Regions from separate parts of the Mus musculus genome. Here region 1 is linked to region 2. Evidence: chromatin contacts called from ENCODE POLR2A ChIA-PET data. All regions are on one chromosome and are shown on one strand. Each heading gives the region's core, a stretch centred on a gene start or an enhancer-like site at or near the end of the contact. The rest is flanking DNA. Distances are from core to core; before and after follow the strand shown. Region 1 holds the start of Arrdc2 (arrestin domain containing 2). Region 2 holds the start of Gdf15 (growth differentiation factor 15).

The links. ChIA-PET counts read pairs that join two places held with the same protein, here RNA polymerase II (POLR2A).
Region 1: POLR2A ChIA-PET joins it to region 2 with 31 read pairs in embryonic stem cell. The contact joins the promoter of Arrdc2 here to the promoter of Gdf15 in region 2. POLR2A ChIA-PET finds 5 or more read pairs at or near these places in 4 of 5 experiments (Patski and embryonic stem cell).

The regions. Positions count from the first base shown.
Region 1 is chr8:70,836,158-70,842,348 of GRCm38, reverse strand. Arrdc2 (arrestin domain containing 2) reads left to right here and starts at 2,629. Exons shown (of 8, transcript NM_027560.1): 1 at 2,629-3,221; 2 at 3,304-3,370; 3 at 3,508-3,655; 4 at 4,803-4,905; 5 at 4,983-5,239; 6 at 5,329-5,491; 7 at 5,972-6,129. The coding sequence starts at 2,948.
Region 2 is chr8:70,629,886-70,635,990 of GRCm38, reverse strand. It overlaps Gdf15 (growth differentiation factor 15), which reads left to right and starts at 3,896. Exons shown (of 2, transcript NM_011819.3): 1 at 3,896-4,658; 2 at 5,817-6,105. The coding sequence starts at 4,379. It overlaps Gm34154 (a long non-coding RNA gene), which reads right to left and starts at 3,428. Exons shown (of 2, transcript XR_870495.2): 1 at 3,136-3,428.

The DNA.
Region 1 (6,191 bases), core at 1,380-3,879, 210 kb before region 2:
CCTCATAATTTGAGGGTAGCCTGAGCTAACATATACTGTCACAAAAATCATAAGGGCTCCCAGAGTTAGGATTTCACATAGGGACGCCCATCTATCCTGGATGAAGTCCTCCTGCCTGGACTATGTCCCTATTTCAGGCCTGTGACAACCTAGAAATAGAGGTTGACAGTGGAACACTCCCAATTAAAGCAGGGGATTCAGGATCTGTGGAAACCCAGGATGGGCTAGAGAGTCTCCTGTTTAGGACCTCCAGGTGAGGGGGTCCCGATTCTCAAAGAAGCTTCTCGTGTGTGCACCCCGAATTCTGTCTCAGTTTACCTTGCCTTGTCTGCTACTCTGGGTCTGTCCCTGAAGTGGGGGCGGGTCTGATGGTGTTTGTGGATAGGAAGGGAATCTCTCCCACTGGGAAGGAGCCTGTGGCAGACTGCAATGGAAGACATTCCACTGTGAATCCGGGTCATAACCCCTCCCAGTTCACTTATGAGACCCCTAGGGCATTCCTATCCCTGAGCCTTGCTGTGTGCCTGCAGGGCAGATGTGGTGTCTCTGGGCTCCCTGCCCCTCACTCACTCACTCAGCTAAGCCAGGCTTCACTATGCCGGACCGTGAAATAGGCAGGTCAGAAGCGGGGCCCCACATCTGCTTCCAGCTGCTCTAAACAGATAAATCCTCAGTTGGATGAAGGAAGTCAGCGTCTGTCCAGTGGGCCAGGAAGAGACCCCGTTGAAACTTTTTTCTCCAGGTGACTCAAAGGAAATCCTGAAGCCACCCAGACTTTCACTGAGGACTTCCTCTAACACACACGGGGTGGGGTGGGGTTGGGTGGGGTGTGACTTACTCCGTGACTCCAGGCGAAGGCCAAACCCTCTCTCTGGTCTCCGAGACTTATCTGTGTGGTACACTCACTCTGGGAGGGGGCGTCTTCAATTCCCGCACTTTTCTTTAGTCCAAGACCTGTGGGACTTCTCTGGTCCTCCAGGCCGCCTTGTCCTCTCCAGGCTGCGGGCAGGGGGTGCTGCAGCCTGGTTCATAAGGCTGTGAACCTGTGTTCGTTCACACAGCTGGGCTCAGGAGTGAATACGAGCCGCAGTACATCCCATGTCCACCAGGGGGTGCCCGTGTCTACAAATGCCGGGCAGGTTTCCCTGCAGGAGCAATTCTTCCTGTTACATTCCAGAAGGGTCTCCCTATCCCCAGGTACACTGCAGCCCTTGACTCAAAATATCAGAGTCTCCTGGATTTGCTGCCTATGCACGGCAATCCCTTTCTGGATCTGAGGGACTAAGTTCCCCTAGGCCTTATGGAAGTGGAAATTGAGGCACATCCTCCTTGTCCCTTGCCAGGGTCCTTTAGGTTGAATGGGGGTGCCCAATGCGGGGGGGGGGGGAAAGGACCAACACTTCCCTGTCCCCACCAATTCGCATCGCCGGAAACAATGGGCCTGAAAAAAGGTGCCCCAGATAGGTCTGCAGGCGGCAGCGAGTTGATGATTAAGCTGGGAGGTTCTGGCCTAGTGGACACACCTGCGAACCCAGCATCTAAGAGGCTGACACCGGAGTTCCATTGCCTTGAGTTCCCGGGCAGCCTGGGTTACAGTGTGAGATCCTGTCTGAAAACATAAGAAAAAGCCAGGCCGGGCAGGAGAGATGGCTCAGTGGCTAAGAGCACAGACTGCTCTTCCAGAGATCCTGAGTTCAATTCCCAGGAACCACACAGTGGCTCACAGCCATCTGTAATGGCTCTCTTCTGGTGTGTCTGAAGACAGCTACAGTGTACTCATATACATATACAAATAAATAAATCTTTTTTTTTTTAAGTTTAAGAAACAGTCAGGTACTAAGGCAAACGCCTATCAAGTCAGCTCTGGAAGACTGGTGGAGGATGGCAAATTCAACATCGGGCTTGGTTAGAGTACGAGATGCATTGGAGGCTATGTGAGACTTGGCCTCAGAAGAAAATAAAGCTTTCGGGTTCAGAAATCCGATTTGAGCTTTAATTCCAGCACTCGGGAAGCAGTGGCAACCTCGCCTCTATGAGTTCAAGGCCAGCCTGGTCTACACAGTGAGTTCCAGACTAGCCAAGGGAACACAAAACTACTGGCCAATCTTGTAAACAGAAGCAGGGGGACTGTCTCAAGTCCCAGGTAAGTTTGGGCTACATGAGAACCCGTCTCAAAAAGCAACAGAAAAAAAAAATAGTGACAGTTGTCACGCTGGGTGACTAAGACCAGTTTCCCTATTCCTGGGCTTCCTTGTTTGTGTATTTGCGAGACCTAAGGCGGCAGAGCCGCGCTGCAGCACCTCCCACTTAGGCTCCGGTTCAGAACCAAGCAAGGGTTATTTTGTCTGGAGCCTCGTGAGGCCACGCCCCACCGCGCTATTGGTGAAGTTCTTTCCGGTAGGCGAGGCTTTCTCTAACGCCCCGCCCCGCCCCGCCCCTCGATGCTACTGACTTTCTCGCAGGAGCTGATTTTGCCCCCTCAGACCACGCCCTTCACACGCTATTGGCCTGGTCCCTTGTAGGGGGGGGAGCTTTCTATCAGGCCACCGCCCTCGTGGAGCCTTTGGCCTAATTCTCTCAGCAGAACCAGGCTTTTTCAGGCCCCGCCTCCTCAGCGCGCTATTGGTGGAGTCTTCTCCTGAAGGTGTGGCTTTCTCCTCAGGCCATTCCTTCGCCGCGCTATTGGCCTAGTCTTTTCTGGGGTCCCGTTCCCTACTGCTGTGTTTGCGGAGTCTCTTCCGGTAGGTGCGGTCTTCTCCTCAGGCCCCGCCCTCCAACCGTCCTATAAGTGCGACGCAGCTGCGGGTCCCCAGCGGTCTTCCGTCCTGTTGTCCCGCTTGTGTGTGTACGTAGTTCGAGCCCGCTGCGTTCGCAGTCTCTAGCTCTTTCTTTTCGCGGGTTCGAGCACCTGGCCGATCTCTTTTTTGGGTTCGCGACCGTCACCGCAATGCTGTTCGATAAGGTGAAGGCGTTCGTAGTAGAGATAGACGGGGCGCGCACGGGCACCGAGCCCGTGTTCCACGGAGGCCAGGCCGTGGCAGGCCGGGTACTGTTGGAGCTTGCGGGCGCGGCACGCGTGGGCGCGCTCAGGCTGCGCGCTCGGGGCCGCGCGCGCGCGCACTGGACGGAGTCGCGCAGCGCGGGCTCCAGCACTGCTTATACTCAGAGTTACAGCGAGCGCGTGGAAGTCGTGAACCACCGCGCCACGCTGCTCGCGCCAGGTACGGGCTGGGGACCTTTTGGGGCGCACCGAGCATGCGATTCCCAGGCCTACGTCCGCTGAGCCCCGGGTCTTGTTCCTAGACTCGGGGGATATCGCCACGCTTCCCGCTGGACGCCACGAGTTTCCCTTCAGCTTCCAGCTGCCTATGTAAGCCCCACTGTCGCCTTCTGGCTGGGCATCTAGGGTTCCCTCAGCCCTGACTTCTCGGGACATCCCTCTTGTATGCCCTTCACCCCACTATCTCCTGATAGTGATCCTCTGATTACCCACTCTTGCCACCCCAGCTCCCTGGTGACATCCTTCGAGGGCAAACACGGCAGCGTCCGCTATTCCATCAAAGCCACTCTGCACCGGCCATGGGTCCCTGCACGCTGCGCCCGGAAGGTGTTCACTGTCATTGAACCTGTGGACATAAACACACCTGCCCTGCTGGCAAGTGGCTGCCCCATGGGGGTTGGGGTCCAGCCTGGCTGCTTGACACCTTTTAGATTTGAGGGTCTCAAATGACCTCTGTAACAGGGAGCCAGGAGTTAGTGGTGAGTTTAAAACCCACTATAGGTAAGTGCAAATTCTGAGGGTGCTCACCTGCTGTGTGCCTCTGGGAAGGTATCTTGCTCTTTCCCAGCCTCAGATACCCCATTTGGAAAGCAGGATATGATAGGGCTATTTTTGTTTTTGTGTTTGCTTTTGTCTTTACTGGTTTTGGGTTTTGCTTTATTTCTTTTTCTTTTCTTGTTTGTTTTTGTTTTTTGTTTTGTTTTGTTTTGGTTTTTTTGAAACAGGGTTTCTCTGTATAGCCCTGGATGTCCTGGAACTCACTTTGTAGATAAGGCTGGCCTCGAACTCAGAAATCTGCCTGCCTCTGCCTACCAAGTGCTGGAATTAAAGGCATGTGCCACCACTGCCCGACTTTTTTTTTTTTTTTTAATTTTAGAAAGGTCTCTCTCTGTGTAATCCTGGCTGGTCTGAGATTCACTGAGTAGACCAGGCTGGCCCTAACTAAGCCCATAGAAATATACCTGCTGGGACTAAAGATAGGTGCCACCACATCTAGTCTTGTTTTTATTATTTATTTACTTATTTTGTTTTTTTCAAGACAGGGTTTCTCTGTGTAGCCCCGGCTGTCCTGGAACTCACTCTGTAGACCAGGATGGCCTTGAACTTAGAAATCTGCCTGCCTCTGCCTCCCAAGTGCTGGGATTAAAGGCGTGCGCCACCACGCCTGGCTTATTTTTAATTTTTATTCAACTTTTGGCTTCCTAAGATAGGGTTGGCCAGGCAGTGGTGATGCACGCCTTTAAGGCAGAGGCAGGTGGATTTCTGAGTTCAAGGCCAGCCTGGTCTACAAAGTGAGTTCTAAGACAGCCAGGGCTACACAGAGAAACCCTGTCTCGAAAACAAACAAGCAAACAAACAAACATAAAAAGAGACAGGGTTATGTTATTTGGGGGTATCTGGTCAAAACTTAAAACAGCCCGCTTGTCTCAGTCTTTCTATAAGACTCAGGTCTCCAAGTGCCCAGTGCTCAAAATGACCCTTGGTGTGCCCAGTGCTCAAAATGCACTTGGTGTCTCCCTAGGAACCCCAGGCTGGAGCCCGGGAGAAGGTGGCACGATCCTGGTACTGCACACGTGGCCTCGTGTCCCTCTCGGCCAAGATTGACCGCAAAGGCTACACTCCAGGTAACATGGGGAGCTGTGTGCAGCTGGAATGGGTAATCGGTAGTGGGGAAACTGAGGCAAGCTGCTGTCTGCTGTAGGCGAGGTCATCCCTATCTTTGCGGAGATTGACAATGGTTCCACGCGAGCTGTGCAGCCCCGTGCTGCCCTAGTACAGACACAGACCTTCATGGCCCGAGGTGCCCGCAAGCAGAAGCGTGCTGTGGTGGCCAGTGTGGACGGGGAGCCTGTGGGCCCGAATCGCCGTGCGCTGTGGCCCGGTCGTGCGCTGCGTATCCCCCCGGTGGGCCCGTCCATCTTGCAGTGCCGCGTGCTTAGTGTGGACTACTCACTCAAGGTACCCAGGGCTCCCTTACATCCTGTCGTCCAAACCAAGGGGGAGGGCACAGGTGGGCTGGTAGCCCACTTCGCTGCTGCTCCCTTCAGGTCTTCGTGGACATTCCAGGCTCGTCCAAGCTGCTGCTGGAGCTGCCTCTGGTCATAGGCACGGTCCCCCTGCATCCTCTGGGCAGCCGCTCCGCTAGTGTGGGCAGCCGCGCCAGCTTCCTGCAAGACTGGGGCCTGTGCACCATGATGGATCGGCCAGAGGGTGAGCTTAGCCAACTGGCAAGGGATGTGGGCGGGCAGAGCCACGGCCCAGGCCTGGTCCTTTGTCCAAGGGGTCTCTATACAAGCAGGGACTAATCCCAGGCACCAATCAAACCTGCACCAAGGGCTAAGGAGTCAGCTCAAGGCCAGCTTCCAGTACTTAATAATTTAGAAGCCAGCCCGGGCTTCAAGAGACCTGGACTTCAAAGCCAAGCCAAATCAGGGTGTGGAAAGACAGGCCTATAATGCCAGCAAGCATCCGGAGGGCAGCCTGCTCTACACCAAGATCCTGGCTCAAAAAAGCACAAAGAATCAGTATTCAAAACTAAAAGTCCAGGATGACAGTTTGAGGCAGGAGGATTGCTACAAATTAGATGTTAGCCTGAGCAAGAGGAGCTGTCCCCAGAGGAAAAGGGCTCAGTTGTCACCATGTTACAACCACGGGTCTCCCAGAGCCTCACTCACTGTCTTTCCTTTGCAGCCCCACCTGAGTACTCCGAGGTGGTGAGGGAGAGCCAGCTGGTATGTGCGTCACCGGGGCCCTCCTCCCTCCTACACGACCTAGGTGTGACCACAGAAGGGCCCTACTTTGCCTGTCTCCAGGAGTTCCGCTACTGCCCGCCTCCTCTGTACTCCGAGGTAAGCTGCCTGCACCCTCTCTTGCTTCAGTAGCCTGTTTGGTGATATGCTGATGGGGGCAG
Region 2 (6,105 bases), core at 2,647-5,146:
GCTCCTTTCTGGAGGGCCTGAGACCTACCTAGGTCAAAGCACCCTTCCAACTGAACTACAAGCACCCTGTCAACTGAACCACAATCACTCTTCCAACAGAGCTCTAAGCACTGTACCAAGCTGGCCCCAGCCTTCCGTTTAGTCTGTTTTGAGCTGTAGGTGAGTTACCCTCCGTGACCTGGCTGAGCACCAGTCCTCCAGTCTCAGTCCCTAGGGACTGTTTTTCTGTTAGCTGTTCACTTTTGCATGCCTGGGTGCTTCACAGGAGCAGCAGGCGATGGTTCTTCCGTCTCCTCATGACACAGCATTTTCCCCCTTAAGGCACCATGCACAGGAGAAGCAGGCTTGCACTTGTGGTGGCCTGGCAGGAGGAAGGCCAGGCACTACAAACCCCACAGGGACAGCCGCTGTGTCGCTCTGGGAGGACAGAGCAGGCAAAAGAGCCTAGAGGATCAGTGTAATTGGACTTTGGCTACTTTGTGGGTTCTTCTTTCTTCCACCCTTCTAACCCCCTAACACTTGAGAGGAGAGAGAAAAGGACAGAGAGGAACAGGGCAATGTCATGGTTAGACTACTTCCTGCTGGTTAGGGGCATCAAGTTCTTGGGGCAAGGTTGATATTTGTGGTCAGGATGTCTAATTTCTTTTTCTTGTTTCTTCTTTGCACAAAACCACAACGACCAACAACAACAGCCAAAACCCCTCTCTTGGGCCCTAGCATTTATATACCTACTGAAGGGTCCCCCAGAAGTCCAAATGTCACACAGGCACAGAAACTATCTACAGCTACAAAATCGCACCCCTGCCAGGGCAAATCATGGCCAGCTGCTGTGGACAGTGTGTGGTGTGGTCCCAGCTCACCTCTGCCCCAGAGTGTGGCCTTGGGACCCAGGAATGCTGCTGTTTCTGGAGGGAAGTCAGGAACCATACGTGGAAGTGTCCCATATCCCACACCTGGGATTAAAACTAAATATAGCCTTATAGTATTTCTGTGTTTCTCAAGGAAACTAAAATTGTCACTACACCACAGCACCAGCATTGGAGGAGCCTGGAAGGCAGTGGCAGCGGGCAGGCAGGATGAGAGTGTCTGTACTTTCTATGGGATAGAATGTTCTAGAACCCGAGGGGAGATGTCTGTATTACATAAAATAGTACATTTATGTGTTGTGTGCTTTAGAACAATAAAACAATTTCAGTAAGTAAATCGATGTGTCAGGAAGTCAGCCCAGGATGGGCTCAGTGGCAGAGTCCCCTCAGCTGGAGAGAACTGAGGAGGAAAGTCTCTGAGGCCTAGGTGGGAAGATGGACACTGAAGGTGGGGCTTAGGAGATGGGTAGGAGTTCTGTATGACGTTTGCCCAAACCTATCTGAGTTCTGACTGCCTGAAACCAACATCTTTGCTGAGAATTTAGTCATCTTGGTCAATCCTGGACTAGCAGCACCATCCAAGCCTCAGCTACTCTTCCGGAAGCAGAGATGATCCAGGACTCTCTGGACTCTCCTGACTCCCCGAGGTCCTCCTGACACGAGGACAGCAGGTTACCCTGTCCTCTGGGGACTCTCATCCACATTTCAATTGATCTGCAGGGATCACGAGAAGCGCTGTCCCTAGGGCAGGAAAGTTTGTGCTTTCTTGTGTTGACAAGGGTGGAGTTGGCCCAGCGAGGGCAGCTCACCTCTGCCCCAGAGTGTGAGGAAGTCAGGGTCCCAGCCCGCTGAGGTCATTGTTGGCTGGCAGCCCACAGTTGGGCTACCCCACTTCCTTACGTGGCTTCAGGACTGGTTATGAGGTCACCAGCTAAGGATTTTGAGGAAAGAGGAGCCAAGTTGGCACAATGCCACATTCCAGAGTTTTGTGAACCAGAAATCTGTGTTTGGGGGGTGATGATGCTTATCAGAGGATGGGGGACCCCATGGAGCCTTGTTGGTATGGAGCCCTTTGGAGAACATTCCATGAATAAAGTGAATGGCTGACTGATCCTGGTCTTAAAGAGACAGATGCCCAGTTGGTCGTTGGCCTGGTCACCACACTGTAGGAAGAGTGGAATACTATATATAGCAAGGAAGAGCTTGGTAGCTCATTTTCCATCATCTTGACACCCAGGAGACTGAGGCAGGGGGATTGTGGGTTTGGATTCACAGAGTGAAAGTTCTATGAACCTGGAGGAACTGTCCCCTAGGCTTCTGACAGTCTTGTTTTAACCCCCAAGTGACACCCTGACACCTGACTGAGACTTTAGGCCTGGGTCTCTATCGACAAGCAGCTGAGAGTGTGAATTTCAAGGTGCACAGGAGCTCCTACTGTGTACTCAGGTCACATGGGCATCTCTAGTTCTCTACCACAACTTGTGGTGACCCCACGGGATGAAGCTGAAGGTATAGTTGGTCACACACAGCAGTGGGTGTGTGTTGAGGGGGCACAGATGCCTGGCGAAGTGGGATCCTAAACAGGAAGCCCTGGTGACTTTTTTGAAGGGGCCTGTGTGGGTTAGGAAAGTTGGGACCCATCACAGGAAGACACCGAGGGCCAGAGAGGCAACCTGGGCTGGCTGAGGTTGCATCTGTCTGCGGCCTGTGGGGTTAGGTGGGGTACAGAAGTGCTGAGAACATCGAGGCCTGTCCCAGCATCCAGACCGCACAGGGCTCCCCGTGTGGGAGTGGGCAGCTGCTCGGCCCACTCCCGAGCTCCATATCTACGAAGCCATCTGCATCCCAAGAGACTTTGGGCCGTCCCCAGCCTCAGTTTCCCCACCTGTGACCCATGATGGTCCTGTCTCAACCTCTCATCTCACGCAGCAAGACAGCTGTATCCTGATCCTTGGCCTTTGCTCTGCAGCGCAGAGAGGCTGAGAAACTTGTCCAAGGTCACATGGGACCGCGGGATAGTCCCTCAATTTGTAGCGTGCACCCCCGGCCCCCGCTGTACCCCTACCCTGACGATGTAGACCACAGCAGCCTTTCACAGAAAGAGAAACTGAGGCTCAATGGCTGGCCTGGGACCAGAAGACTGCAGTATTATCCTCTGGGATATGATTCGGAGATCAGCAGCTCGCCCAGGGCAGAGAATCCAACTCTGAGACTTAAATTTGGGGGAAAACGGTCAGAGATGAACATAATCCCAGAACCCCACTCTCACCGGCCAGGTGGCCACCATGCTGTGCCTCCTCACAGAGTGCAGATACCTCAAAACTGCCCACAGCTGCGATCCCAAGGGCGGTGCCACCTCTCTCCACATTGATCTTTAAGAGTCACCCCCGTAGGCAAAGGGTCCTGGAGCAAACAGGTAGTTCTGGGCAGTGCATCAGGGGTGGGGCTTGGATCTGAGGAGGAGTGGTCTGGAATCAGTTTGGGGAGGGTTCTGGGGGTCATCCTGGTCTTGGACAAAGGAGATGGCGGGTGAAGACTTACCATGCACCTACCTTGTCTTCACAGGGGGACATGGAGTAACCCTAGTCAGTCATTAACCTGGAGTGACCCCACAGGTCAGAGGCCACCCAGCAGTATGTAAATACTGGGAGGGACCCCAGCAGGAGCCCTTGATGACACCTGGTGCCCCTCCTTGCTCACTCCTGTCTTCCCCAGAGGCCCTAACTACAGCCACTACCCTTTCAGGGCCCAGGCTGACCGTGGATGGGGCTCCTGGCACCTTCATCCTCCTCCTCCATCTTCTATCTGAGCCTGAGACGAACTGCCCACCCCCTCCAGCCACCTGCCGCCTCCTGTTTGGAAGGAGGCCCGCAGCAGATTTCCTCTTCCCTCCATTCCCAAGAGGAACCCCTGGTCTGGGGATACTGAGGCAGGCACAGGGCAGGGCACGTGTGAGCATCCAGTCATCCTGAAAGGTAAATCTGGTTCCTGAAGCGACAACTGTTCGTACAGGGTTTTGAAGGATTGGTAGGAGTCCCACAGAGGACACCGAAGAGGTGCAGTCCCTGATTTGTCCTTATGTCCCAGCCCATTTGGGCACGGCTGTAATGTCTACTCCTGGGACACTGAGGCATAGGGGTGACTTGCCTGAACTTGCCTTTTCTAGGTTTTCCTTGGCTTCACCTTTGATGGGGGTGGAGGGAGGAGGGAGGGAGAGAGGAGGAAAGAGAGAGGGAGAGAGTCCTGGTCCCAAGAGGAAGGAAGAAGCCACTTGAACTTCAGTCTGGACTCCATCACATGTTCTGTGGGGACGATCAGCCCTCACTCAGGTCCCAGCCCGGCGGTTTCCCTCCCTCCCACCCCCTCCCCCTGCGGAGCCCTGGGATTCCCGCCCGAATTAGCCTGGTCACCCGAGTTGGCATCGCACACGGGGGCGGAGCGGACAGAGTCCAGTGGGTATAAAGGCAGCTGCAGAGGGCTTAACTCAAAGACACACTCAGGACACAAGCGACATGGCCCCGCCCGCGCTCCAGGCCCAGCCTCCAGGCGGCTCTCAACTGAGGTTCCTGCTGTTCCTGCTGCTGTTGCTGCTGCTGCTGTCATGGCCATCGCAGGGGGACGCCCTGGCAATGCCTGAACAGCGACCCTCCGGCCCTGAGTCCCAACTCAACGCCGACGAGCTACGGGGTCGCTTCCAGGACCTGCTGAGCCGGCTGCATGCCAACCAGAGCCGAGAGGACTCGAACTCAGAACCAAGTCCTGACCCAGCTGTCCGGATACTCAGTCCAGAGGGTGAGTAGCAACCAGGGACCCACTTCAGGAACACCCTCTCCAAGCTCCAACCAACACACTCAAGTCCACGAGCCCAGCCCAGCTTCCGAGACTCAGTTTCCCCTGCTGTGACCTCTGGAGCTGCCAGCAGCGGGCTCAGCCAGAGTAGGACGGATGACCGTCCCTAGACCGGAGCTGGACAAATGATGTCCAGAGAGGTCAAGGTCGCTCCTGGAGATGCACAGCACTCGAGTTGGGGAGGACATGGGGGAAGGTTAGAGGGTCCTGGAGGGAAGAGGGAGGGACAGGAGCCAGGTTGGGAGCCAAACGGAAAGAACCTGCGGGAACTGGATCGGAAATCTGACGCAATCGCTTGTAAAGAGACTGCTACAGTAACAAGTGACAGTCGCTTGGATGGGAGGGAGGAGGATCCAGGGGACTGGACTCAGCTCTGGGACCCAGCAGGGCTGAGGGCGGGCCCAGGCTGATTTGGGTCACGCCCCCTTACAAATCCGCTAGGGTTGTGTGAATCCAAGCGAACTGTAGCTCTCCCTAAAGATCTGCAAAGCTACACTTGGATGTGGTGGCGCATGTCTGCCATCCTAACTACTCCGGGGGTTGAAGCAGAATTGCCTTGAGTTCAAGGCCAGCTGGGACTACAGAGTGAGAACCTCCCCAAATTTTATTTGTAGCCCAGGTCGATTTCAAACTCAGGGCAATCCTTCTGCCTCCATTTCCCAAGTTCTGGGAAGACAGGTGTAGGCAACCAAACCCTGCTTTAAAGAAAACCAACTTCTGTTTGTTAAACACTTTATTCAGAGGCTTGGGAAAAGGTTGGAGAGATCCATGCTGTCCTGCGCAGGGCAGACCTTAGGGATCTCTGTCGCTAAGAGCAAAATCAACTTTAAGCCAGAAGGTGGCGGTGTACGTCTTTAATCCCAGCACGAGGGTTTGGGGTGGGGGTGAGGGGTGGCACAGAACAGGCAAATATCTGTGAGTTCAAGGCCAGCCTGGCCTACATGGAGAGTTACCAGGACAGCCAGGGCTATACTGAGAGACCTATGTTTGACATCTGTGCAGACCCTGTGGTCGGCGGGAGTGGCACATTTGCACAGGGGCACATCTGTGCCTGGCACACCCTAAGGACATGAGTAACCGGTGTTCTGGTTTCTTCTGCAGTGAGATTGGGGTCCCACGGCCAGCTGCTACTCCGCGTCAACCGGGCGTCGCTGAGTCAGGGTCTCCCCGAAGCCTACCGCGTGCACCGAGCGCTGCTCCTGCTGACGCCGACGGCCCGCCCCTGGGACATCACTAGGCCCCTGAAGCGTGCGCTCAGCCTCCGGGGACCCCGTGCTCCCGCATTACGCCTGCGCCTGACGCCGCCTCCGGACCTGGCTATGCTGCCCTCTGGCGGCACGCAGCTGGAACTGCGCTTACGGGTAGCCGCCGGCAGGGGGCGCCGAAGCGC